3 separate regions of the Homo sapiens genome follow, and regions 2 and 3 are each linked to region 1. Evidence: read pairs that join two places in POLR2A ChIA-PET (ENCODE). Cell type or tissue: OCI-LY7. All regions are shown on one strand.

The links. ChIA-PET counts read pairs that join two places held together with the same protein. Peaks named below come from ENCODE experiments on the same cell type or tissue, not always from the same donor. Only the 100,000 strongest peaks of a DNase experiment are listed, where the experiment ranks them.
Region 2: POLR2A ChIA-PET joins it to region 1 with 5 read pairs; 2 of 35 experiments call an interaction of 5 or more read pairs at or near these places.
Region 3: POLR2A ChIA-PET joins it to region 1 with 5 read pairs; 2 of 35 experiments call an interaction of 5 or more read pairs at or near these places.

Annotation. Positions count from the first base shown.
Region 1 is chr2:68,097,332-68,102,331 of GRCh38, reverse strand. The region is part of intron 2 of LOC105374789 (a long non-coding RNA gene); the gene reads left to right. Among named protein-coding and RNA genes, the nearest start is that of C1D, 37 kb to the right of the region's middle. In OCI-LY7, no CTCF peak of the experiment used is centred here; a DNase peak (open chromatin) is centred at 2,881.
Region 2 is chr2:68,220,603-68,225,602 of GRCh38, reverse strand. All of the region lies in intron 1 of PPP3R1 (protein phosphatase 3 regulatory subunit B, alpha), which reads left to right. Among named protein-coding and RNA genes, the nearest start is that of PPP3R1-AS1, 28 kb to the left of the region's middle. In OCI-LY7, a CTCF peak has its summit at 197 (motif pointing right); a DNase peak (open chromatin) is centred at 202; H3K27ac peaks cover 622 bases.
Region 3 is chr2:68,411,934-68,416,933 of GRCh38, reverse strand. No RefSeq gene overlaps it. Among named protein-coding and RNA genes, the nearest start is that of PLEK, 49 kb to the right of the region's middle. In OCI-LY7, no CTCF peak of the experiment used is centred here; no DNase peak of the experiment used is centred here; H3K4me3 peaks cover 1,094 bases; H3K27ac peaks cover 1,245 bases.

The DNA.
Region 1 (5,000 bases):
TGAGTCACTGGGATTACAGGCACCTGCCACCACGCCCAGCTAATTTTTGTATTTTTAGTAGAGGCGGGGTTTTACCATGTTGGCCAGGCTGGTCTCAAACTCCTGACCGCAGGTGATCTGCCCGCCTTGGCCTCCCAAAGTGCTGGGATTACAGGTGTGAGTCTCCACACCCAGCCTATATGTTTGTATTTACTTAATGGATACATTATTACATTTCACACACATGTAGGTAAAGCTCATTGCTTTTAAACTAAATAAAAAATGGTTTAAAAATTGATTTAATTATCCTTAAGCCATGAACCAAAATATTCTCTTTTCCTCGGCCTGTCTCATTCCTTAATTTGCAGATGGACCACATCATCTGAACATGGGCCAATTTTTACACAGGCCCAAACACATACAAAAGTATTTCAAATCTTGGTTGATTGGTAGGAGGCATGACTAAAAATCAGACTGGTTAGATATGCTGGAGGAGATTTTAGAATGAGAAATCCCAGAGCCTCAGAATTTTATAGCTTAAAGGGATCTTAAGGTTCAGGTAGTTTTAGATGAGGCCCTGGAAGACAAACTTATCTGTGCTTGATCACTGAAAATAATCACTGGTCTACTGACTGATGGATAGATTTTTTTTTTTTTTTTTTTGAGATGGAGTTTCAGTTTTGTTGCCCAGGCTAGAGTGCAATGGAGTGATCTCAGCTCACTGCAACCTCTGCCTCCTGGGTTCAAGTGATTTTCCTGCCTCAGCCTCTCAAGTAGCTGGGATTATAGGTGCCCGGCACCATGCCTAGCTAATTTTTTATTTATTTATTTTTTTTTATTTTTAGTAGAGACAGGGTTTCACCATGTTGGCCAGGCTGATATTGAACTCCTGACCTCAGGTGATCCACCCACCTTGGTCTCCCAAAGTGCTGGGATTACAGGCGTGAATCACTGCACCTGGCAGAGTGATGGATAGATTTTAAGTTTAAGGTAGTAGTTGGAACTGCACTGTCCAATACAGCAACCACAAGCACTTGAAATGTAGTTTAAGTTGAGATCTATTATTAGATCACACTAATAGTGTAAACTATAAACAGGATTTTGAAGACTTAATACTAAAAAAAGTAATGTCTCAATAATTTTTTATATTGGTTGCATGTTGAATTGTTAATATTTTGGATCTATTTGGTTAAATAAAATATACTCTTAAAATTAATTTCACAGTTTTATTTTGATTTTTTAAAATGTGACCTTCAGAAAATTTAAAATTACATGTGTGGCTTGCATTTTATTTCTATGGAACAGTTCCAGGTTGGACTATTTGGGAAGGGAAAACCTACTTATTTGAAGACTCAAAGGGAAGACTTAGGTCAGAATAGGGAATAAATTGATTTTCTCTATTTAACATCTATTTCCTGTTTAGGATGAGAAAGTTTATTTTGAGGCTATTACATTTCATAATCTTCCCAGTATGTGTTCCTGTTTGAGGATGAATGTGGCATGCCCTTATTTTCACACTAGCTTTTACATTCCTTGCATGAATCTCTTGGTGATCGATTCATCAGACAATATGTCTGATTTAATATTTATCTGACCAGTTACTTCAGAAGAGAGAGATAAAATAGAACATGTTCAAGAAATTGAGAGGTTATTGTGCCTTTGCCAGTCATTCAGCCTGAGTCACAGGCTCATCTGAAAAAATACAGGAGGGGTCCCCAGGTATAAATTTAAAGATAAACAAATATTGCAATGTAAATGATTTTGTCACACAGCTACAGTGCAAAAAACTCACATTGCTTGTGTGTGTCTGTGTGTGTTTCTAACAGCTTTATTGAGATGTAATTCATATCCCATACAATTCACCCATTTAAAGTGTTTTTTTAGTATTTTCAGAGTTGTGCAGCCATCACTACAATCACATTTAGAACATTGTCATCACCCCAAAAAGAAACTTTGTAACTCATTATCTGTCACTCCACACTTCCTCCAAACCTCCCCAGCCCCTGGCAACCACTAATCTGCTTTATGTCTCCATAGATTTATCTATTCTTGACATTTCAAGATCCATTCATGTTGTGTCCTTTAAAGGTTCATTGACGTTGTAGCACATGTCAATACTCCATTCTTTTTTGTCATTGCATAATATTGTGTGGTTATACCACATTTAATTTATCCATTCACCAGTTGATGGACCTTTGGGTTGTTTCTATTATGTGGCTGTTATGAACAATGCTGCTATGAACATTCACCTACACACTTTTTTCTTTTTGTATCATTTCATATGTTTCATTTCTTTTGGGTACATGCCTAGGAGTGGAATCGCTGGGTCGTATGGTAACTCTATGTGTAGTTTGTTGAGGAACTGCTGGACTGTTTTTCAAAGTGATTGTACCATTTTACATTCCTACAAGCAATGCTTGAGGGTTCCAATTTCTCCACGTGCTCGCCAACATTTTTTTTCCTCTTGAGCATAGCCATCCTCATGGGTGTAAAGTGAAATCCGCTTGTGGTTTTGATTTACATTTCCCTGATGGCTACACATGTGTGTTTATAACACATTTTATCCAGTTCTGAAAGTCCACTCACCAGGCTGGTTATTCAGTATTAGTATTGGGGCTCCCTCCCCTCTGTCATTAGAGCATACCTTACTTCCAGATACAAATGTGGTGGGGGCCTACCGCTTAGTCCTTGTTGGCCACATCATTACCACTGCCCCTTTCCTCTGCTTGGTTCTACCATCAACAGCTTGTCTCCCACCGCGGACCATGTATTCTGCTTTCACACCCGTGGCTCTTACTGTGGACTCTCCCAGCACACCTCAGCTAGTGCCCCCATCTTGCCATTGCATGCAAGTGGAGCACAGGACCCGGCCTCTTGCAGAGACTTGCACCCCTCAGTCACTTCCTCTCAGGTGTGAAAATGAAACTTTCCATTACGTTCTCAGAACCCCTTTCCTTTTATGAAATTTAGGCCCACTGATTCTTCGAGGCTATACTTCAGAAAGCATGACTACATGTTATCTCTAGAGTAAGGAAGTCCAAGGCTTCCATGCATAAACGCTTACTCCTTGGTTTACGATAAGCTGAAAGCAATAGAGATAGTGTCTTGGATAGAATTCCCTAGAAGCAGAGTCCAAAACAGGGATTCAAATGCAGAAGACTTATTGAGGGAGTGTTCTTCAGAAACAGAATTAAAAAACTTAAAGGGGCGGCATGAAAGCAGGATAGGGAGAGGGAAAGAGAGCAAGGACGTTGCCTCAGGGGAAGCCTCACGTTGGTCTGATCCATAGGGGTAGACTCTAAAGCAGTGTTGGCCAGTAGAACTTACCATGATAATGGAAATGTTCTATAGAATCTGCACTGTCCAGTAGAGTTGTCACTGGCTACCTATGGCCATTGAGCACTTGCAGTGTGGCTAGTATAACTGAGGAACTAAATGTTTAATTAAATTTGATGTAAATTTAAATAGTTAATATGGCTAATGGCTACCACATCAAACAATGTAGTTATGGAGTGTAAACCTCAAGACAAAATTGAGGGAAGGGGATTGTCCTCTTGTGCTCTCAATGGTTGTGGGCTGCCTTGGCCTTGGTGGGAGGGTGGGGTGGGGCATAATTTCTGTAGTAAGTGTGTTGGCACCAGACATTCACACAGCTGGGGAGGGTGCACTGGGCCAAGCAAAGCGGGTAGGGGTGCACCACAGCACCTACTACAGGTTAGGTCTCAACAGGGTCATCCTGACATCCTATTTTAATCCCAGTTCACGATTTCTCCAAGAACTAATTATAGCCATAGAGTAACCTGAGGCCAACAACCAGCCATGCGCTTCATGCAGCAGAACAGCCTTCCCAACCCCCAAAGCTCACATCTCTGGCAATTTCTCTACTGGTTTGCTGGTCCCAAGAGGAGGATCATGATGTTTTGCATAAGCATACAAAGGAATGCAGAGATAATTTTTCTGTGGGCTTCTTAGTATTAGCTTTTTCAGCCATAGAGAGGAATTTATTTGAATCAACAATATTTACTACAGTCTCTCAGATGACTAGCCTCAGAGCTCTAAAAAAGAAGAAAAAAGAAAACGTTACCCTTCCTATGCTAAAATGTCATGGATTTGAAGTTATAAATGAGGAAACTCAAATTCATGTTTTATTTATAGCTATTAAACTTGATTCATGGTGTTGAAAAAACAAATTCAGCTTAATTTATGCAGGAATTAACTTTGGTGGAGATTAATTTTGAATCTGTAGCTCCTTCCTAATGTATATCATCTCTATTTGGCTTGCAGACAGAGAAAATAGTGAGTAAAAATAGAAATAAAAGCAACAAACTTCCAAAGAGAAATCCTTCGAATCCTTAAAATGAAAATAAAAAGATGTTTTAAAAATCAGAATACTTTTGGAGTTAGAATTTGGAATTAATTTAATGGTCCTTTCCATTGAATTTGGACATTTGGTACAGAGTTTTATATGGAAATACCTAAAATGGGTTGGGTACAGTGGCTCACACCTGTAATCCCAGCACTTTGGGAGGCCGAGGCAGGTGGATCATTTGAGGTCAGGAGTTTGAACCAGCCTGGCCAACATGATGAAACCTCATCTCTACTAAAAATACAAAAATTAGCCAGGAGTGGTGGCAGGCGCCTATAATCCCAGCTACTCGGGAGGCTGAGGCAGGAGAATTGCTTGAACCCAGGAGGCAGAGGTTGCAGTAAGATGAGATCACGCCACTGTACTCCAGTCTAGGTGACAGTGAGACTCCATCTCCAGAATAAAAACAAAAACAAAACCAAAGCCTAAAACAGAAGAAAATAAAAAATAAGACATTGGCATTTATTTATATGTATCTCTCTCTATATATGCGTGTGTGTGTATTTTAGAGACAATGTTTTTCTCTGTTGCCTAGGCTGGAGTGCAGTGGCACGATCACAGCTCACTACAGCCTTGAACTCCTGCGCTCAAGTGATCCTCCTTCCTCAGCCTCCCAAGTAGTGAGGACTACAGGCATGCATCACCATGCCTGGCT
Region 2 (5,000 bases), 120 kb before region 1:
CAAATCAGAAGCTCACCACTGCATGACTGGGTTCCCTTCAGAGTATCACAAGGCTGAAATCAAGATGCCATCCAGACCAAGTTCTCCTGTGGAGGTTCTGGGGAAGTCTGCTTTCCAAGCTGTTCACGTTATTGGCAGAATTCAGCTCTTTGCCCTTATGAGATTGAGCACTCTGTTTCCTTGCTCCTGTTCACTAGAGGTCACTCTTATCCCCGTCAGGCTGCCTGCATTCAATGCCATGTGGCCTCTCCACTTCCCTTGTGTTGAATTCCTCTCCTGCTTTGACTCTTTCATTTTCACCTTCTTAGACCACACAGGGAAAATTGCTTTTAAAGGGCTCTTACAGGTCAGGGCCACCTGGATAAATCTTATCCAGAGGTGGTTGATTTGGGACCTTAATTACATGTGCAAAATCCTTCTGCAGCAGTAACTAGATGAGTGTTTGATTTAGTAATTGGGAGAAAAAGTATGTATACAAGGGGTTCAGAATTTCAAAGGGCTACCTAAGAATTCTGTTCACCACATAATCATTTATTCCACATCTTCAGTTACACTTTGTGTGTCCATTTTTAAATTATAGCCATATTTATTATGCCAGTTGCCTGTATAGTAATATCTCACTTTGGTTTTAACTTGCATTTCTCTAATGTCTAGTGATATTAAATGTCTTTTCATGTGTTTATTTGATGTTAATCATATCTTTTGTTGTGAAATATCTATTCAAGTCTTCATGTCATTTTTTTTAAATTGCATATTGCTATTCAGTTGTTGTAGCATCATTTGTTGCAAAGATTTTTTTTCCCCATTTAATTACCTGGAAACCTTTCTTGAAAATTGTGTGTGTGTGTTTACTTTATTCTGTCCAATTGATATTTGTCTGTTCTTACACCAGTACCACTCTTTTGATGACTAGCTTTATAACTTTTTTTTTTTTTTTCCTGAGACGAGTCTTGCTCTGCTGCCGAGGCTGGAGTGCAGTGGCGTGATTTCAGCTCACTGCAACCTCTGCTTCCCAGGTTCAAGTGATTCTCCTGCCTCAGCTTCCCGAGTAGCTGGGATTGCAGGCGCCTGCCACCACGCCCGGCTAGTTTTTTTTGTATTTTCAGTAGAGACAGGGTTTCACCATGTTGGTCAGGCTGGTTTCAAACTCCTGACCTCAAGTGATCCACTCGCCTCGGCCTCCCAAAGTGCTGGGATTACAGGCATGAGCTACCGCACCCAGCCCTTCATAACTCTTTAAGTCAGATATTGTTAAGTCCTTCACCATTGTTGTTTTTCATTCAGATCCCTTGGCTGTTAGGTTCTTTGCATCTCCATATGAATTTTAGAATTAGTTTATTGATTTCTATAAAATATTCTGCTGGGATTTTTATTAGGATTGTCTTCTATATGCAGATCATTATGGGAAGAATTGCCATCTTAACAACATTGAGCCTTCTGATCTATGAACAAATATAGCTGGGTTTTCTTAGATCTCTTTCTTAGCTATGTCTTATAGTCTTCATGTGTACTCCCTGCACATCTCTTATTAACTGTTTCTAAGTATTTTGTATTTTTGATGATTTTGTAAATGGAACTGCATTCTTAATTTCATTTTCCATGTTTCCAGAATATGAAATATATTTAACTTTTGTATATTGACCTTTTATCTTGCCGTCTTGCTTAATTCATTTATTAGTTTTGATAGCTTTTTAGTAATTTGCTTAGGATTTATGTACATACACAATTATGTCATCTGCAACGAAAGGCAGTTTATTCCTTTCCAATCTGTATACCTTTTGTTTTTTTTTTTTTTTGTCTTCCCTTTTGTATTTGTGCAGATGTCTTTATCTTGTTCTAATCTTAGGGAGAATCTTATTACATATGACACTTTTTGAAGAATTTTTGTAGATAACCTTTTATAGATAGAGAAATAGTCCTAGTTTGCTGAGTTACTCTTGTTTTATCAAAAATGGATGTTGCAATTTGTCAGATGCTTTTATTGCGTCTGTTTGGTTGGCCATGTGGTTTTTTTCTTTTTTTTTCCTCTGTTAATGTTGTGAATCACGTTGGTTTTGAATATTAAACCAACCTTCCATTGCTGGAATAATCCTCAGTCATGGTGTTTATTTTTGGATTCAATTTGCTAAGATATTTTTAAGGATTTTTACATTATTGGTCATAGAGAAACATTAGATATAGTTTTCTTTTGTTGTTGTTGTTGTTTTGAGACAGAGTCTCGCACTGTTGCCTAGGCTAGAGTGTAGTGGCGTGATCTCAGCTCACTGCAACTTCCACCTCCCAGGTTCAAGCGATTCTTCTGCCTCAGCGTCCCAAGTAGCTGGGATTGTACAGGTGCCTACCATCATGCTCAGCTGATTTTTGTATTCTTAGTAGAGATGGGTTTCAACATGTTGGCCAGGCTGGTCTTGAACTCCTGACCTTAAGTGATACTCCTGCCTCAGCCCCCCAAGTGTTAGGATTATAGGCGTGAGCCACCGCGCCCGGCCATAGTTTTCTTTTTTTGTGATACTGTCTGATTTTGGCATCACAGTAGTGCTGGCTTCATAAAATGAGTTCAGGACAGTACCCTTCCTTTCTGCTTTCTGAAATAATTTGTGTAGGATTGGTATGTTTTTGGATTTCATCTTTCTGATGAATTGGCTCTTTTTTAGCATTATGAAATGTATAATTCTCAAAATGTTTGCTTTTAAATCTGCCTTCTTACTATTTACTTTCTTTTTTTTCTCATTTGCTTTTTCTTTGTACCTATTTGTCTGCCTTTCATGGGATTGAGTATTCTTTCTGATTGTATTAGTCAGGTTTCTCCAGAGAAATAACCAGTAGGAGATACATATGTCTAGAAAGAGATTTATTATATGATATTGCCTCACATGATTATGGAGGCTAAGAAGTTCTGTTCCTGCTGTCTTTAAGTTAGAGACCCAGGAAAGCTGGTGCTGTAGCTTGAAGGCCTGAGAGCTGAAGAACTGATGGTATAAATTCTAGTCTGAGTCTGAAGGCCTGAGAACCAGGGGCATTGAGGTAAGGAAAAGCTTGACTTTGCAGCTCAGGCAGTGAGGCAGAGAACTAATTCAATCTTCTGCCTTTTTGTTCTATTTAGGTGCTGGACAGATGGATGTTATCCAATCAGTTTTACTTAGTTCACCAGTTCAGATGCTAATCTCTTCCACAAACAGCCTAGCTGACTCTCACTCAGAAATAATGTTTAGCTGGATATCTGAGCATCCCTTGGCCCAGTTAGGTTGACACAAAATTAACCATCACAATGATACCATTTTATTTCGTCTCCTTTTTTAAGTTGTTCTAGAGTTTACAATATACATCTTTAATATACCATGCTGTACCTTCAAATAATGATACAGTGTTTCTCTTACAGTGTAAGATCCTGACAACAGCATACATCCATTTTTTCTCTACCCTTTTGTGCTGTTGTCATATGTTCACTTTATATACCCCACAACATGTTATCTTTGCTTTTAAAAGTCATATTTTAAAGACATTTAAACATGAGAAAAATATCTTTTATTTTATTTTATTTACCATTTCTGATATTTTTCATTTCTTTGTCTAGATCCAGCTTTCCATCTGGTATCATTTTTCTTCTGCCTGAAGAATTTTCTTTTGACTTTTTTTTTGTAGTGAACATATATTGAAGCCTAATCTTTCCTTTCAGTTTTTGTTATCTGGAAAAAGCATTTGCCATAATATTTGAAAGATATTTTTGCTGGATATAAAAACTGATAGTTTTTTTTTTTTAAACACTTTAAACAGATTCCATTGTTTCCTGTCCTTGGTGTATCTAAGGAGAAATATGCTGTAGTAATTATGTTGTATGTATGTAGTTTATCTTTTTTCCCCTCTGATTATATTTAAGATTTTCTGTGTCACAGCAATTTATTATGTGGCTTTTTTTTTTCCATGTTTCTTCTACTTAGAGTTCATTGAACTTCTTGAATTTGGGGATTTAAAGTTTTCATCAAATTTGGAAGATTTGGGGCCATTATTTCTTTAAACAGCATATAAAACGTTTTATTGATGTGAAATTCACATAACAAAGTCATTTTAAAAGTGAACAGTTCAGTGACATTTGTTTATTTATTTATTTACAAAGTCTTGCTTGGTTGCCCAGGCTGGAGTGCAGTGGTGTGCTCAAGGCTCACTGCACCCTTGACCTATCAGGCTCAAGCAGTTATCCCATATCACCCTCCTGAGTAGCCGAGACTACAGGCATATGCTAACATGCCTGGCTCGTGTTTTTGTTTTTATTTTTGAGGTGGAGTCTCGCTCTGTTGCCCAGGCTGGAGTGCAGTGGTGCAATCTCTGCTCACTGCAGCCTCCACCTTCAGGTTCAAGAGATTCTCTTGCCTCAGCCTCTCGAGTAGCTGGGATTACAGGCACCCGCCACCATGCCCAGCTAATTTTTGTATTTTTTGTAGAGACAGATTTCACCATGTTGACCAGGCTGGTCTTGAACTCCTGACCTCAAGTGATCTGCCTGCCTCGGCCTCCCAATGTGGTGGGATTACAGGCGTGAGCCACCATGCCTGGCCTTTTTTGTATTTTTTGTAGAGACAGTGTTTTGCCATGTTGCCCAGGCTGGCATTTATAATGTAGTACAACCACCACCTCTATGTCATTCGAAAATATTTTCATCACCCTAAAAGGAAACCCCATAGCCAAAAAGTAATTGTTCACCATTCCTCCTCCCCCAGCAACTGGCACCCACCAGTCTCTACATTCTGTTTCTGTGTAACTGGCACCCACCAGTCTCTACATTTTGTTTCTGTGTATTTTCTTTATCAGTATATTTCATATAAATGGAATCATAAAATGTGGCCTTTTGTTTTTGGCTTCTTTTACTTACCATGATTTTGAAGTTCATCCATTTTATAGCGTCCTATTATGTTTTATATTGGATGTCATACATACATTGTGAATCTTATGCTGTTGTGCTAGATTTTGTTTTATTCCTTTAAAGAACGTAAGAGTTTGTTTTG
Region 3 (5,000 bases), 310 kb before region 1:
AGGCCATAAAAACCCCGGACTCAGCCACACAGACAGCTACCCACTCAGGATCTCCTCTCAACTGAGAGCTTTCCTTCTGTCACTCGATAAAATTCTTCTCCGCCTTACTCACTCTCCAGTGTCCATGTACCACATTCTTCTTGGTTGTGCGACAAGAACCCAGAACCTGCTGAATGGCAGGAGTGAAAAAAGCTGCTGGTGCTGCACCCTCCCATTCCTCAAGCTGCAGGTAGTGGGAACAAATGGGCTCTAACCCTCCTGTTCACCTAGCTGCAGGTGACAGGAATGAATGAGCTGTAACCCGCCCTTCTGCCCACTGAGCTGCAGGCAGTGGGAATAAAAGGGTTTGTTAACACACACACCTGCTCGCCAGACTATAGGAGAAAGAGAGCTGTGACATGCTCCCACTTGCCAAGCTAGGGGAGTGAAGAGCTGCAACAACGCTTAGGGGTTCAGACCTTGGGACTCCCCGAGCAAGAGCTGTAACACCGTTTGGGGCTCCACGATTGCTGCCATCTCCAAGTTTTCGGGCACCACCACATTCCCCTTGTCTAGATTCTAGTGTCCAAGGTGGAAGTCACTTGTGGCACACCCTATTCAGCCACAGGCTGAGCGCAGAGTCACAGTGGGTGCAGGATCCCAGCCAGGGCATGAGCTGAGCCCAGCCTGCCAGGCTAAGCAGGCAGAGCGAGCCCAGTGGGCCCAAGCAAGGCCTGGGCAGAGGCAAAAGCAGCCACAGAGATTTCTGGCTGGCAAAGCAGCACCAAAGGAATCCTGTAACACCCAGGCAACCACTGATCTGTTTTCTGTTATTATAGACTATTTGCATTTTCTAGAAACTTTTATCAAAGATACACAGAATGTACTCATTTTTATCTGGCCTTTTTCACTTAGCATACTTATTTTGAGATTCATCCATGTTGCACATAGCAATAGTTCATTTATTTTTATTGCTGAGAAGTATACCATTGTATGAATATACATAATTTGTTTCTCTGTTAACCTTTTGTTTGATATTTAGGTTGTTTCCTGTTTTGACAATCACAAAGAAAGCTGCAATGAACATTAATGTACAAGTTTTGTGTGGACATAGGCATTCATTTCTCTTGGATATATATCTAGAAGTGGAGTAAATACTGTGTCTTTAGCTTTTTAAGAAACTGTCAAGCTGTTCTCCAAAGTGGTTGTACCATTTTACTTTTCCACCAGCAGTGTATGAGAGTTTCAATTCCTCCACACTCTTGTCAACACTTGGAGTTGTCAGTCCTTATAATTTTGGACATTCTAATAAATATGCAGTAGTATCTCATTATAGGTTTAATCTGCATTTCCCTAAAGACTAATGACAATGAACATCTTTTCATATATTTATTTGCCACTCATATATATTTGGTAAAGCACCCCTCTTTTTTATTATGTTCTTTGTTTTCATATTATTGACAAAACATGGCTTTTGATCACACAGCAGTTTTTTCTCTTGGATGTATATCTACGAGTGGAGTGAATGGTGTGTGTTTAGCTTTTCAAGAAACTATCAAGCTGTTCTTCAAAGGGCATAAACCCAGTGCTTATCATCGTAGACTTAGGCTTAAAGTTTTTAAGTACATTCACACATGCACAAGTATGTATATATAAATAGACACATGCATGCTATCAGGAAAATGTTTTGTGACATGATGTTAGAGAATAAAATCCCCAGAAGCCTCAAAACCAATATCAGCAGGGCAGAGCTACTTGCATGGCTGTATCTGACCATAGAGGTTTTCCTTTAAACAAAGAAAAGCCTAGGACACAATGTCATGGCTGGCTGTGGCCTAACGGGAAATGTTGCTGCAGCTGATAGGACATGAGTGGTGGGCACAATAAGCCAGGGGTTCCCATGGCAACAAGATAGCTAGCCAAAAGTTGGTAGGAACTAAATAGACCCACAACAGAGCCAAGTGCTTAAGTGCATGGATTCAGAAGCCAGGTGGACCTGGATTTGAATCTCTTTTCACTACTGGCCTAGGGCTTTTGAGCAAGCTGATGAACCTCATTTTCTTCACGTGTAAAACGGGAATGAAGCTGCCTCACGTGATTGTTGTGCAAATTAAGTGAGAAATTTCTATGCCATAGAGCAAGGCCCTGGCACTCACAGTGAGCACTAACTAAACTCTAGCTGATATAATGAAGGGGAATTTTAAAATGGGAATTAAAAGCATGAACTCTGGGATCAGCCAGAATGGGCTAGAACACTGACTCTGTCAATTCCTAGCTGTGTGACCTTGGACAAGTCACTTCACCTCTCTGTGCCACAATATCCTCATCTGTAAAATGGGAATAATATGGTAAAACCTGAGGTTGTTATGAAAGTTAACTGAGTTAACATAAAGTATGTAGGCTGGTGGTAGCAGACAGGACAGATTTGCTATTACAGCTGCAGTGATCTTCCTAAACTCACATCAATACACAGGATACCTTGGAGATATCACAGATTCAGTTCCAACCACCGAAATATCACAATAAAGGGAGTCACACAATTTTTTTGGTTTCCCAGTGCATATAAAAGTTATGTTTACACTACACTGTAGTCTATGAAGTATGCAATAGCATTATGTCTAGGAAAACAATGTACGAACCTTCATTTAAAAGTGCTTTATTGCTAAAAAATACTAACAATCATCTGAGCCTTCAGTGAGTCACAATCTTTTTGCTGGTGGAGAGTCTTGCCCCAGTGTTGAGGGCCTTGCTCTGGATTAGGCTTTAGCTTAAGGGAATATCATGACTGGTTTGATTTTCTTTTTTGAGACAGGGTCTCCCTCTGTCACCCAGGCTGGAGTGCAGTGGCACAAGCTTGGCTCACTGCAGCTTTGACCTCCCAGGCTGAAGAGATCCTCCCACCTCAGCCTTCCAAGCAGCTAGGACCACAGGCTAATGCCACCACAGCCGGCTAATTTTTTGTATTTTTTTTATTTGGGTTTCACCATGTTGCCCAGACTGGTCTCAAACTCCTGAGCTCAGGCGATCTGCCCACCTAGGCCTCCCAAAATGCTGGGATTACAGGTGCGAGCCACCATGCCAGGCCTGATTTTCTATCCAGGCCACTAAAACTTTCTCCATAGCAGCAATAAGGCTGCTTCACTTTCTTACCATTAATGTGCTCACTAAAGTTACACTTTTAATTTCCTCCAGATACTTCTCCTCTGAATTCACAACTTGGCTAACTGTCTGGCACACAAGTCCTAGCTTTCAGCCTGTCTCAGCTGTCAGCACGCCTTCCTCACTAAGAGTAATCATCTCTAGCTTTTGACTTTAAGTGACAGATGTGCGACTCTTCCTTTCACTTGAACACTTAGAGGCCATTGTAGAGTTATTAATTGGCCTAATTTCAATATTGTTGTGTTTCAGAGAATAGTGAGGCCTAAGGAAAGGGAGAGAGATGGGGAAACAGCCAATCAGTGGAGCAGTCAACAGATATTTACTAAGTTTGTGGACTTAGATGGGCATGGTTCATAGTGTCCCAAAACAATAACAATAGTAACCTCAAAGATTACTGATCACAGATCACCATAACAGATATAATAAGCATGAAAAAGTTTGAAATATTGCAGGAATTACCAAAATGTGCCACAGAGACACAAAGTGAGTGCATGCTGTTGGAAAAATGGTGCTGATAGACTTACTCCATGCAGGGTCGCCAGAAACCTATAATTTGTAAAAAAAAAAAAAAAAAAAAAAAAACAAACAAAAAAACAAAAAACAAACAAACAAAAAAGCAATATCTGAGGAGCACAATAAAGCAACATGCAGTAAAACAAGGTATTCCTGTATAAGGAGCCTCCTCATGATAACAGTAATTACTTCATTCCATCAGCTATTGATAATGTACCCACTATGCACAAGCACCATGTTAAGCATCAGAAAGGATTGAAAAAATTATGAAGCACGAATACTTTTCTGACCCCAAAAAACACCAACCCTAAAACATCCAACACGATATGTGACTATTTGTAAATGCCTGGTGCAAATAGATGGTAGAGATATTCTGTGGCAGACGGTCTATCATGGAAGTGGGGAAAAGTACAATGAATAACAGGGAGGGCTAAGCCTTCAAGAAAAAAGAAGAATAAGAGAAACAGAGAGCTGGAGCAGAGAATGTTCTAGGCCATGGGGTTATATAGGCAAGTCAAGGTTGCAAAAGCTGACAATCCTCCAAGGACCAACAAGAGGCCAGTATGTCTGTAGTGAAGGAGAGCAGAGGGGAAATCCTTCTGGAAAGGGAAGTCAGGGCCAGTTTGTGAAGGCCCTTAAATGCTAGGCTATTGCATCAGTGTCTGAACTGTAAGCAGTGGAGAGTCAAGCAATTTATCGGTAGTTTTTAACTTTAATTTTGGTAGAAATTACCGATCATTTTTTTAAAAAGCAGCAGTGCAAGTATATAGACCCTACCGCATGCTTAGGAAATCAGAATTCCTAAAGTTGGGCCTCAGGCATAAGTTCCATGAAAAAAATTCCACAGGCAATTCTGACATAGACCAAAAGTTGAAAGCCACTACTACAGAGTGTAGATTGCCATGAGTACCTTCTACAGCAGAGGGGTCAGAGGAAAGGAAACTAGAACTTGTGGAGTGCCACCCATTTCAGGTGACTTACAGGTATTATTTCATTTAGTCCTAACAACAAGCCTATGAGAAGAATACTATTTTCGTTTTAGAGACAAAGAAACTGATACTCAAGATATGTCACAAATGCAGTAAAACCAGGAATTCAAACTGAGGCTCCAGGCTCCAAGACCACTGCCTTTCCCACTCTACCACTTGACCTCCCATTAACAGCCTTGTGCATTTTCCCCTTGAAACTTACTGCAGCTCAAATTAAATAGCAAATGTGGTGTTAGAAAAACTCTCCTCCCATCCTCTTTTTTCTCCCTCAGTGACAGCTAAATTTTACCTTCCCTTTACCCTGAAACTGAGCCAAAACCACTGAGGGCTATAATTTCACACTAGGTTTATTTTTTTAAA